Regions from separate parts of the Homo sapiens genome. Here regions 1 and 2 are each linked to region 3. Evidence: chromatin contacts called from ENCODE Hi-C or POLR2A ChIA-PET data. All regions are on one chromosome and are shown on one strand. Each heading gives the region's core, a stretch centred on a gene start or an enhancer-like site at or near the end of the contact. The rest is flanking DNA. Distances are from core to core; before and after follow the strand shown.

Region 1 (3,825 bases), core at 56-2,555, 580 kb after region 3:
TGAGGTACGGAAACAAGAGGGTGAGCAAGACGAAGAGGAGCTTTATTGAGTGACAATAGCTCAGAGGAGGCCCTGGAGAGGGCAGTTCCTCACTACAGCTGGTCATCCGACGTCTGCTCAGCTCTGGCTGAGCCTGGGGCTTCTGTCAGCCTCAGAGAGGGGGAAGTTCATGCTGACTGGTCCATGGGCGGCCATGGGCAGGCCCAGAAAAGGCAACACAAGTTCGCACTCCAGTCCACGGCACTGACAGCCTGGCCCCCAGCCTTCAGGGCCTCCCTGGCCTGAAGGTGGGCCTCACCAGGGACTCACCCCCTTCTGCCCAGAAACCTGTCTGCCTCCTGCTGCCATTCATGGCGCCCAGGCTATAGGTACCAAGGGGCGTCTGCAGGCCACTGCCAAGCTGCCCTCAGTTCCTCCTCAGCTTCATTCCTATGCTCATCAGTGCCCAAAATCTGGAGAGGGCTGAGACGGCAGGGGGCTGGCATGTCAGCACTGCCCTGAGTGTGTGCACACCTGGCTGGGCTGTGACAAAACCCAGGCTCGGCCCCAATTTTGCCCCAAGATCAGAGCAGGTGCCGACAGCAAGGAGAAGCCAGGCAGTGGGAGCAGGCATTTCCAAGCCTGTGAGGGCAGGGGGGCCTTCCAGGGCCCCCAAGAGTGCAGAGATGCCTGGGTCCGCAGTGGCAGTTAGGGCCGGTGCAGCTATGTGGGATGTGGGGCAGGACTCCAGCCTGCTCCGTGGAGCGGGAGGCCCCGGTCTGCAGCTGTGGTTTGGGCGGCTGCAGCTGCACCTGGGAGGGTGGGGTTCCCACCTGCTCCCAGGCTCCGAGAGCACAGGGATGCCTGGGTCCACAGCCGTGGCTTGGGCAGCTGCAGCGGCATGCAGGGAGCTGCCACCCCGACTCAGAATGGGAGAGGCTCCTGCCTGTCCCCAGCTCCTGCCAGTTCCATGGAACATGCAGCCCCAGCCGTGCCTCCCTGCTGCAGCTGGTGTGACAGCAGCAGCCGCTCCAGATGGCCTGCCACTGCCACCACTGAGACAGGTGTGTGTATAGAGGTCCATTTTATTCAGGCTGGCGAAGGAAGGCTTCTCAGGGGAGGTGGCCCTTGGGCTTCCTCCAGATGCTCTGGAGTCCTCAGTGTCTGACTCCGGCAAGTCTTTCTGAAGAACAAGCAAAGCTCTTTCTCTTGCCACCGCCAAAACATTTCCAAGGGACTCTTCAGAAGAGAGTCAGTCTGCACAGCTCCCCTGGGGCCTGGGCGGTGGGGGCAGAGATCTTATCCAACTTCTCAAATGAGATTCTGCAGGCTCCAGTGACTCGCTGGAGGTCACCCAGCTGGTAAGAAGAGGAACTGGAACTTAACCTCAGGGCTTCCACCCCGGCTCCTTCTTCTGCTCCACAAATGCAGCCCAAGCCTTGAGGGCAGTGAATAGGTCAAGGGCCAGGACAGTAGCCTGGAGCCACCCCACGAGGGTGTGGGAACCGAGGGCGGGGTGGCATGGTGAACATGGAGGAGGGAAGCCCCTATTTTTCCTGAATCCCATGCCCTGGGATCCCAGAGCAAGGCTGGCCAGGGCTGACCTTCCTTCTCATTGCAGCATCTGCTCTCAGGGCCAAGGATTGCTCTGATGACAGACTACAGGCAGAGCGAGTGGCCGGCAGGAGCCACGTGCTTCCGGAGCCTCCTGCGGCCACCCCTGCCTCCGCACTCCCCCTACAGTCCACCTCGACACAGCAGCCCAGGCCACGTTTCCAAAGCCAAAGTCAGATCATGCCATTCCTGTTCTCATCTCACACAGAATAAAACCTCAATTCTTGTCTCCGCCTGCAAGTCCCTGTACAATCCGGCGCCTGCTGATCTCATCAAGCTCTCCTGGAACCAAATCACCAGAGCAACACCATGGCAGGGGCCTCCCTCTCAGAGGAGGAGGCATTGACAGGAGATGATCTCAGGGCAGACAGTTCTAGACCAGGACAGAGCTGGAGCTGAGGCCTGAGGCAGCAGGTGCCTAGCCAGGGGCCAGCAAGGAGGTCTGAGTGCTGGAGGTCAATGTTAGAAAATAGTCGGGGCCCAGACCAGGCAGCCCATGAATGGGTTTTTCTTTGGTTCACACAGTATATTACAAAACGGACCCACACATATGTAGTTAACTGAATTTGTTTGTTTGTTTGTTTTTGAGAGAGTCTCTTGCTCTCTTGCCGAGGCTGGAGTCCAATGGTGCAATCTCGGCTCACTGCAACCTCTTGGGTTCAAGTGATTCCCCTGCCTCAGCCTCCCGAGTAGCTGGGACTACAGGCACACACCATACCTGGCTCATTTTTGTAATTTTAGTAGAGACAGGGTTTCACCATGTTGGCCAAGCTGGTCTTGAACTCCTGACCTCAAGTGATCCACCTGCCTTGGCCTCCCAAAGTGCTGGGATTACAGGCGTGAGCCACAGTGCCTGACCAAATTAACTGATTTTTGACCAAAGTGATGAAGCAACTCGGTGGGGAAAGGAAAGTGTTTCCACAAAAAGTGTTGGATCAACTGGACGTCCATATATATATAAAAAAATGAACTTCCACACTTACTTCATACTACATACTAAAATTAATTTGGGGCTGGGTGCAGTGGCTCACACCTGTAATCCCAACACTTTGGGAGGCTGAGGTGGGTGGATCACAAGGTCAGGAGTTTGAGACTAGCCTAACCAACATGGTGAAACCCCATCTCTACTAAACATACAAAAATTAGCCGGGTGTGGTGGCACTCACCTGTAATCCCAGCTACTCAGGAGGCTGAGGCAGGAGAATGGCTTGAACCCAGGAGGTAGAGCTTGCAGTGAGCCAAGATCACACCACTACACTCCAGACTGGGTGACAGAGCGAGACTCCATCTCAAAATAAATAAATAAATAAATAAATTTGGGGGAGTCTATAAAATGGACCACAGACCTAAATGGAAGAGTTAAAACTGTGAAACTTTTACAGGAAAACAGCAGAAAATCTTAGTAACCTTGAGTTAGACAGAGGCTTCTGAAATAGCACACAAAAAGCACAAATTATAAAAGGGATAATTGATAAATTGGACTTTATCCAAATTAAAATTTTTTGGTTTTTGCAAAGCATACATCCAACAAAGGACTTGTATCTCGAACACTTTCTCAGCTTTTTTCCATTCCCTTCCTCATCCAAGGAATATTTTTAGACAATCCTTCCTAATCACCCCCATGGAAATTTAATACACAGGTACCCGTTTATGTATTGTGCGTTTATTGTGCTTTGTACATAAAGAGCACAATTTTTTCATTTCACGAGAACCAATTTTTTCCCATTGGGGGCAATTTTGCCTTCATTGAAAATGCATGATCAGGCCAGACACAGTGGTACACGCCTGTTGTAATCCCAGCGCTTTCAGAGGCAGAGGCAGGCAAATCACTTGAGCTCAGGAGTTTGAGACCAATCTGGACAATATGGTGAAACTCTGTTATCTACAAAAAAGTAAAAAAACTAGCCGGGTGTGGTGGTGCATGCCTGTGGTCCCAGCTACCCAGAAGGCTGTGGTGGGAAGTTCACCCGAGCCCTGGAGGTCGAGGCTGCAATGAGCCACTGCACTCCAGCCCGGGCAACAGAATGAGACCTTGTCAAAAAAAAAAAGAAGAAGAAGAAGAAAATACATGATCTAGAATATTAAAAAAACTCTTATAGTAAACAATAACAACCCATTCTTTTTTTATTTTTAATGGGCAAAAAATTTGAATAAACTTTTCACCAAATAAGATATACAGATGACGAAAATGAAAAGAAGTTCAAAACCATGAGTTCTGGGCGGGCACAGTGG
Region 2 (2,500 bases), core at 1-2,500, 660 kb before region 3:
CTCCTACTTCTTCAAGGCTGGGGCTTCTGGCTGTGAGCATCTCAGAAATCTGTTTGCTTTTCTCCTAAGTCACCGTCCGCCTGCCTGTGCCTTCTCTGTCTCCAGCACCTGCTGAGCAGCCATCAGCCAGAGGCAACATCTGTGACATCACAGCTCAAAGCCCTGCCTGGGTATCTAGGCTGGGCATGGTGGCTCACACCTATAATCCCAGCACTTTGGGAGGCCGAGGCAGGCGGATCACCTGAGGTCAGGGGTTCGAGACCAGCCTGGCCAACATGGCAAAACCGCATCTCTACTAAAAATACAAAAATTACCCGGTCGTGGTGGCGTGCACCTGTAATCCCAGCTACTCAGGAGGCTGAGACAGGAGAATCGCTTTAACTCAGGAGGTGGAGGTTGCAGTGAGCCGAGATTGTGCCACTGCACTCCAGCCTGGGCAACAAAGCAAGACTACGTCTAAAAAAATAAAATAAAATAAAACAAAACAAAATAAAATAAAATAAAATAAAATAAAATAAAATAAAATAAAATAAAATAAAATAAAATAAAATAAAAATAGCCCTGTCTGGCAGTCCTCGGGATGAAGCCGTTTCCTCTGCTTCCAACACATGCGAGGCCTGTCTCCCCTCCTCTCCCCTCCCTGGCACCCCACACTGTCCCCAGGGCCTGCTCTTCTGCTCACCTCATGGTACCGGCCTGCAAGCCATTTCCTGGGGCCTCCCCGTCGCCTCTTCCAGAAACAACTCCTGGAACTCCCCTTGGAGGTCAGGCCAATGACCTGTGCCCCGCATTGCCCTCCATCCTCTAAGCTTCCCGTGGGTAGGGACAATTCCCAGTTCTGAAGGGCTCCCCCTGCCCCGGGCCTGGCTCTTGGCAGAAGCTTAACAACAGACCGGCCACGTTCGTGTGACCTGATTCTCTCCGGCTTTCAGGACGTCCTGAGGCTGCACCCACGTGGCAATGGTGTCTGTCGCGCTGTCGCCTGGATCCGGCACCACTAGCGGAGCCGAGCAGAGCCCAGGGCTCCAACGCGTAGGGAAAAGGCTGCGCCGCTCCCGGGGTGGCCCCACGCCCCTTCTCTGAGCTTGAGCGGCGGCGCGGGACGGGGACGGCTCTGGCCGGGACCAGCAGGCCTCGGGCATCCGGGACGCCGGGGCCGCGCTCCAGGCCAGGGGCGGGGGCGGGACCGGGGCGGGGGCCGGCGGCGGGGCCGCGCCCTCGGCCTCTCCCCGGGGCGACCGGGCGGCTCCACACGCGCTGCGCCCGCCGCCGGCCCCACGCGCGGCCCATGTCCTCCGCGCCGCGCTCGCCCACCCCGCGGCCCCGCAGGATGAAGAAGGACGAGTCGTTCCTGGGCAAGCTGGGCGGCACCCTGGCCAGGAAGCGGAGGGCGCGCGAGGGTGAGTGCGCGCCCGCGCCCGCCGACCCCCGGGGACCTGCCCGGCGGTGCCCGCCCTCGGCCCTAGAGCCCCACGAGGCCGCCCCCGCCCTCCCCCACGCACCCCGCCCGGCCCACGCGGCTGCGCGACCTTCGGGACAGGCCAGGCCTTTGACCCAGGACCCGTAAACAACGGCCGGGACCTGGCGCGTGGGGCCGCGGTGGCCTCCGGAGTCTGCCAAACGCGCGTGCGGGCGCCTGCGCGGCGGGGACCTCGGGCCACCGTGCGGGGCCCGCGCCTGCTCTGCCTGCCGGGTGTTCAGCTCTTCCCTGGGCCAGCGGCATAGCCAGCCGCGCGGGGTGACCGTTCATTCCATGAGCAGTGACGCTCACGTGTGCAGGGCACTCTGGGCAGACACGGCCTGGGGGACCCACTACTGGGTGTTGCGCGGGCGCCCTGCAGGGTGCGGGGCTCAGGGCGTGCAGGGCTGAGGCCTGGGAGGCCTGCGAGCAAGAATTGCAGAGATCCCATTAAAAATTTTTTTTTTTAAATTTTTTACTGCGTGTGCTCACGAAACACTACCAACCTCGTACGTTTTAAAGATTGTTAGAGTTGCAAGGGATAGTCTGGTGTCTTTAAGTGTACCGCTTGCCCAGGGCCTCCTGGGAGATACATTCTGGAATTTTCTGCTTGGGTGGGGAGGTTCTGCCCCGGGACCATGCCCTATAGTGAGATTTCGGATTGGTGAGAGGTGAGGGGAGCTGCTGTGGAAAGGCAGATGGAGAAAGGCCGGCCTCAGGTGGGTCCCCGGGAAGGAGCCCTCCCATAGCGGGTATGCAGTACGGTTTCCTTAAACCACCTGGGCCTGACATATCCCCTGGGAACTCTTCCTGTGCCTCCAGGGATTAGTGTACCCCGGGATGCAGGTCCCCCATTCATTTCTTCCCTGGGACTCTTGTATTCCTAGGGATGTGTGTGCCCCGGGAAGACATATGACAGATTTGCCTCTAGGCATGTGTGTGCCCCCATGCACCTGCTCCCCAGGATTTTTGTACAGTGCAGGGAACGCTTGGTTCCCCAGACATTTTCTCCCAGGGATGCCTGTGCCCCCAGGGATGCGT
Region 3 (4,475 bases), core at 1,023-3,522:
AGTTAAAAGGAGGCTGCAGATGGCTCTCTCGACACGGGAATGTCGCAGAGACAATCATGGTACCTGGCGTGTGGCCAGAGCTGAGTAGCTGCTAAGCCATGTTATAATTACAGGAGTCACCTAAGGAAATTGCCGCTCTCATTCTGCAGGGCCGCCCAAGGCCTCTCTGAGCCCACTAGGGAATGTGCCCACTGTAGCGGGAGGTCTGGACAGTACTGTCCTCTAAACGCAGATGTGTGTGTGGTGGGGCAGGGCTACAGAGAAGACTTTGGTGGATTAGGTTACTCCAAGAAGGGTTTTGCAGGATGAATAGGAGTTGGCCAACCAGACCAGGCTTAAGGGAAGATCATCCCAAAATAAGTGAAGGGTGAGCATGTGGACATGAACTGAGCCTGACTTCCAAGGACAGAGCCTTCCACCAGGAAGCTGGCCTCTGCTCCCATTCACTCAGGAGGTTTCAAGGAGGCCCCTGGGTCCCCTGCCTCTCCTCTCAGACCCTGGGAGCTGATTGCTCAGGCTGCCTGCAAGAAGCTGGGAGCTTCTAACTGCATGGCCACCCTCTGGCCTTATCCCTGCAGTGAAGCCCTGGAGAGCCCCTTCCTGTCATCTGCCCCTTGAGTCTGGGGAAATCCAAGTGGGCCAAGCCAGTGCTTGGGGAGCGACAGAGTTTGTAGTCGAGATAGCCACCCACCTTGAGGGCCACCTGGCAGCCCCAGCTCCTGAGGAAGAGGCTTCTTGCCTTGGCCCCCACCCCATCTGCCACCCACACCCAGAACCACAAGACAGAGGGCCCAGACCTAGGTTACTCAAAACCAGAAACTGCCGAGAAGATCTGAATGAGGAGCCCCCTTGGGGCCAGGGCCAGGTGGCTGGGCAAAGCCTTCCTCCCACGCCCAGCACCCCGAAGGAGGGCAGGGGCTGGGGGGAGCCAGCCAGGAGACTGTGTCCACCCTCCCAGGCCACCCTGCCTTAGGCCCCAACAAAGGGCAACTCATAGACCCTTGGGGACCTCTGAATCAGGTCCTCTGATTGGCCTCAGATCCAGTCCCTCTGGGGTCCCAAGCCCTGGCTGCAGAGTCACCCCCTCTCTCCTCCCCATGGCTCATTAGCTACATCCTAAGCCTCAGTCTCCCCATCAGTAAGATGAGAAGCCTACTCGCGAGCCACCCGGGGAATGGAAGCAGCTTCCACGGATGAACAACTGTGTCCACCCCTGTCATCCTTGATAGGGTTCATGGATGGCTGAAGAGGGGCCAGCCCAATCCTTTGTCAGAAGCCCTAGCCCAGGAACAGGGGCTGGGCCCCTCGCAGGGGTTGGTTTCATTGGCTTTGACTGCAGCGACAGGTAGGGTGTGTCCCCCGGACTGGGTGGGGGTGTCGAAACCAGGACTTCCAGAATTGATTGAGGGTCCAGGAGGGCCCGGGCCAGAGGGGTGGGCTGAGGAGGGGCCTGGGGCTTTTCAGTTAAACAAGCCACCTGTGGCCACCCCAGCCCCCACCCCAGTGCCCACAGAGCCTGAGCTGTGAGCCCAGTGAGGCCAGGAGCTGGAAGCCAGTCTGATCCAGCCTCGAGAGTGGTAGAAAATGTGCTGGTGATGGCCAGGCGCGGTGGCTTATACCTGTAATCCCGGCACTTTGGGAGGCCGAGGTAGGTGGATCACCTGAGGTCAGGAGTTCAAGACCAGCCTGGCCAACATGGTGAAACCCTGTCTCTACCAAAAAAAATACAAAAATTAGCTGGGCGTGGTGGCGGCAGCTGAGTAGTTCCAGCTACTCAGGAGGCTGAAGCAGGAAAATCACTTGAACCTGGGAGGTGGAGGTTGCAGTGAGCCGAGATCGCGCCATTGTACTCCAGCCTGGGCAACAGAGCGAGACTCAAAAGAAAATGTCCTGGGGATGATGGGGAAGGGGCAAAGAGCACTGGGGACCAGGGTCAGGATGCCTGAGGGTCACCTCCTACCCGCGGTCCAACTGCCTGTGCTGCCTGGTGTTGCCCAGCTTGCACCCGCCCCCAGCTCTCTGCCCAGGGCACTGTTGTGAGGTTAGGGGCAGACAGCGGGTGTGGGTGCAGAGCACAGGGCCGGGCTGATGTCAGCGTCCACAGTAGGGGAGCAGCCCCTTCCTGTCGCTCTGGTCTGTGCTCCACTTGGCCGTGCTGGGTGAGGTCATCCTTCCAGGCCCTGGTGAAATGTCATCTCTGGAGGCTCAGGCGTCCTCCCTCCTGGGGATTCTGGAGCCTCCCTTTACTGCCCTCTTGTGGCTCTCAGGGGAAGGGAAGTGGCAGCCCGGGACTCAGGGCCCGGCACGAAGTAGGCGCTCCTGGTGGCCGCTGGGGTTACTGACCGTGGGAAGCGTGTAGCTCCAGAGTCACAGCTGGGCTCTGATTTCAGCCCTTCCACTCACTCACCCTACAACCCGGGCAAGTCAGCTTTCCCTCGGAGCCTCTGGTTCCTCTTCTGAAAAATGTGGGTGGAAATTCTGGCCTGTAGGTCTGCCCCAGGTCGGAGGGTAGATGGGTACGCAGTGCCAGCACCCAGTAGGGCCTCCGTGAGTGAGCATGTGTCCTTTACCCCATGCACTGGGACAGTCCTGCTCTGCTGGTGACCCTACATATCCCACTCCTGTGCAAGGCCTCAGTCTCACCATCTGTAAAATGGACAGTGGAGACTAGAATGGACAGAGCAAGACCCCATCTCAAAACAAACAAACAAAAAACGATTTCTCCTCTGTCTGGAATAGAGCCATGTGTATTTAATCAGAAAAATGTTTTCCCTCCTCCACCCCAAATCTGTGGATGCTCCATAGAGAAGGGCCATGCTTATCCCTCAGTTTCTCCTTAAGGTGGGAGCCTTGCGCTTTCAGAGAAGCCAGTGAAAGCCACACCCCTCTCGCCAGTGAAAGCCACACCCCTCTCCCCAGTGAAAGCCACACCCTCTCCCCAGTGAAAGCCACACCCCTCTCCCCAGTGAAAGCCACAAGCTCTCCCCAGTGAAAGGCACACTCACAGCCACCGTGACTCTGCCAGGCGTGGGCTGTGGTGCCTGACACCCTCTCAGACATGCCCAGGCACATGCTGGAGTTGCTCAGAACTTCTACACAGAATCCCAAGCACCAAGGGTGGGGCTGGAATCAAAGCCGAGATACGTGATGCCCCTTCCGCCTAACTTTGTCCCCTTCTAACCCAGATAGTGCCCAGAAAGATGGTTCCACTTGCAGGCCCTGTGCCCAGGGCCCTGGCTTCCGTGGTACCATCCTTTCTCCCTGGGGGAGCACCGTGATGATGCCACACATCAGAAGTTCCCCTATTGGGGCCCGGCATGGTGGCTCACGTCTGTAATCCCAGCACTCTGGGAGGCCAAGGCAGGCAAATCCCCTGAGGTCAGGAGTGAGAGCAGGCTGGCCAACATGGTGAAACCCCGTTTCTACTAAAAGTACAAACATTAGCCAGGTGTGGTAACACACACCTGTAATCTCAGCTACTTGGAGGCTGAGGCACAAGAATCCTTGAACCCAGGAGAGAGAGGTTGCAGTGAGCTGAGATCGCACCACTGCACTCCAGCCTGGGCGACAGAGTGAGACTGTCTCAAAACAAAAAGAAAAGAAAAAGAAGTTCCCCTATTGGGCACCTGGCTTTCACAACATCTTGTTCTATTCTTGTGTTTTTGTTGTTGTTGTTGTTGTTGATTTTTTTGAGACAGGGACTCGCTCTGTCGCCCAGGCTGGGGTGCAGTGGCATTAACTCGGCTCACTGCAACGTGTGCCTCCCGGGATCAAAAGCTTCTCCTGCCTCAGCCTCCCGAGTAGCTGGGATTACAGGTATGTGCCACCACGCCTGGCTAATTTTTTTTATTTGTTTGTTTTGTTTTGAGATGGAGTCTCGCTCTGTCGCCCAGGCTAGAGTGCAGTGGCTCGATCTTGGCTCACTCACTGCAACCTCCACCTCCCAGCTTCAAGCGATTCTCCTGCCTCAGCCTCCTGAGTAGCTGGGATTACAGGTGTACACCACCACGCCCAGCTAATTTTTGTATTTTTAGTAGAGATGGGGTTTCACAATGTTGGTCAGGCTGGTCTTGAACTCCTGACTTCATGATCCGCCTGCCTTGGCCTCCCAAAGTAATTTTTGTATTTTTAATAGAGACTGGGTTTTGCCATGCTGGCCAGGCAGGTCTTGAACTCCTGATCTCATGATCTGCCCACCTCGACCTCCCAAAATGCTGGGATTACAGGCATGAACTACCACACCCGGCAAATACGATATTTGATTCCTTCTTTTACATCTTTAATTATGTGAGGCAAATTTAATTTTACAGTCTCCTCCAATGGTTTCTCGGGAATTTCCTTCTGGTATGTGTGGTGTTTGCTTGTCCCTCCCTCAGGCTGGTCTGTTTCTGTGTGTTGTGTAATTTGGGATCATGAGTTTATCTCCAGCAAGGGCTTTATCTGTGAGAATCCCAGCTCGTGGGCATGCCTCCCAG

What was found. Hi-C counts contacts between places; a loop is a spot of excess contacts on that map. ChIA-PET counts read pairs that join two places held with the same protein, here RNA polymerase II (POLR2A). Pooled maps may share reads with other maps.
Region 1: a pooled map shows a loop between it and region 3 (4-fold over the local background). The contact joins two enhancer-like sites. A Hi-C loop is called at or near these places in 1 of 168 maps with a recorded cell type or tissue (PC-9), 4 of 37 single-sample maps with no recorded cell type and 5 of 50 pooled maps. POLR2A ChIA-PET finds 5 or more read pairs at or near these places in 2 of 52 experiments (WTC11 and naive thymus-derived CD4-positive, alpha-beta T cell).
Region 2: a map with no recorded cell type shows a loop between it and region 3 (8-fold over the local background). The contact joins the promoter of PARVB here to the enhancer-like site in region 3. A Hi-C loop is called at or near these places in 10 of 37 single-sample maps with no recorded cell type and 8 of 50 pooled maps. POLR2A ChIA-PET finds 5 or more read pairs at or near these places in 2 of 52 experiments (Caco-2 and SK-N-SH).

The regions. Positions count from the first base shown.
Region 1 is chr22:45,262,251-45,266,075 of GRCh38, forward strand. No RefSeq gene overlaps it. Among named protein-coding and RNA genes, the nearest start is that of UPK3A, 21 kb to the right of the region's middle. RefSeq lists enhancers at 1,100-1,149, 1,160-1,995, 1,420-1,609. Within about 2 kb of position 1,306, at least 18 of the 41 ENCODE cell types and tissues checked have a DNase peak (open chromatin) inside an H3K27ac peak, as active enhancers do.
Region 2 is chr22:44,023,052-44,025,551 of GRCh38, forward strand. It overlaps PARVB (parvin beta), which reads left to right and starts at 1,251. Exons shown (of 13, transcript NM_013327.5): 1 at 1,251-1,400. The coding sequence starts at 1,289. RefSeq lists silencers at 1,119-1,228, 1,259-1,378, 1,449-1,498, 1,549-1,758.
Region 3 is chr22:44,682,664-44,687,138 of GRCh38, forward strand. It overlaps a transcript of PRR5 not described here. Among named protein-coding and RNA genes, the nearest start is that of PRR5, 17 kb to the right of the region's middle. RefSeq lists enhancers at 1,448-1,987, 2,964-3,283, 3,164-3,664. Within about 2 kb of position 2,273, at least 9 of the 41 ENCODE cell types and tissues checked have a DNase peak (open chromatin) inside an H3K27ac peak, as active enhancers do.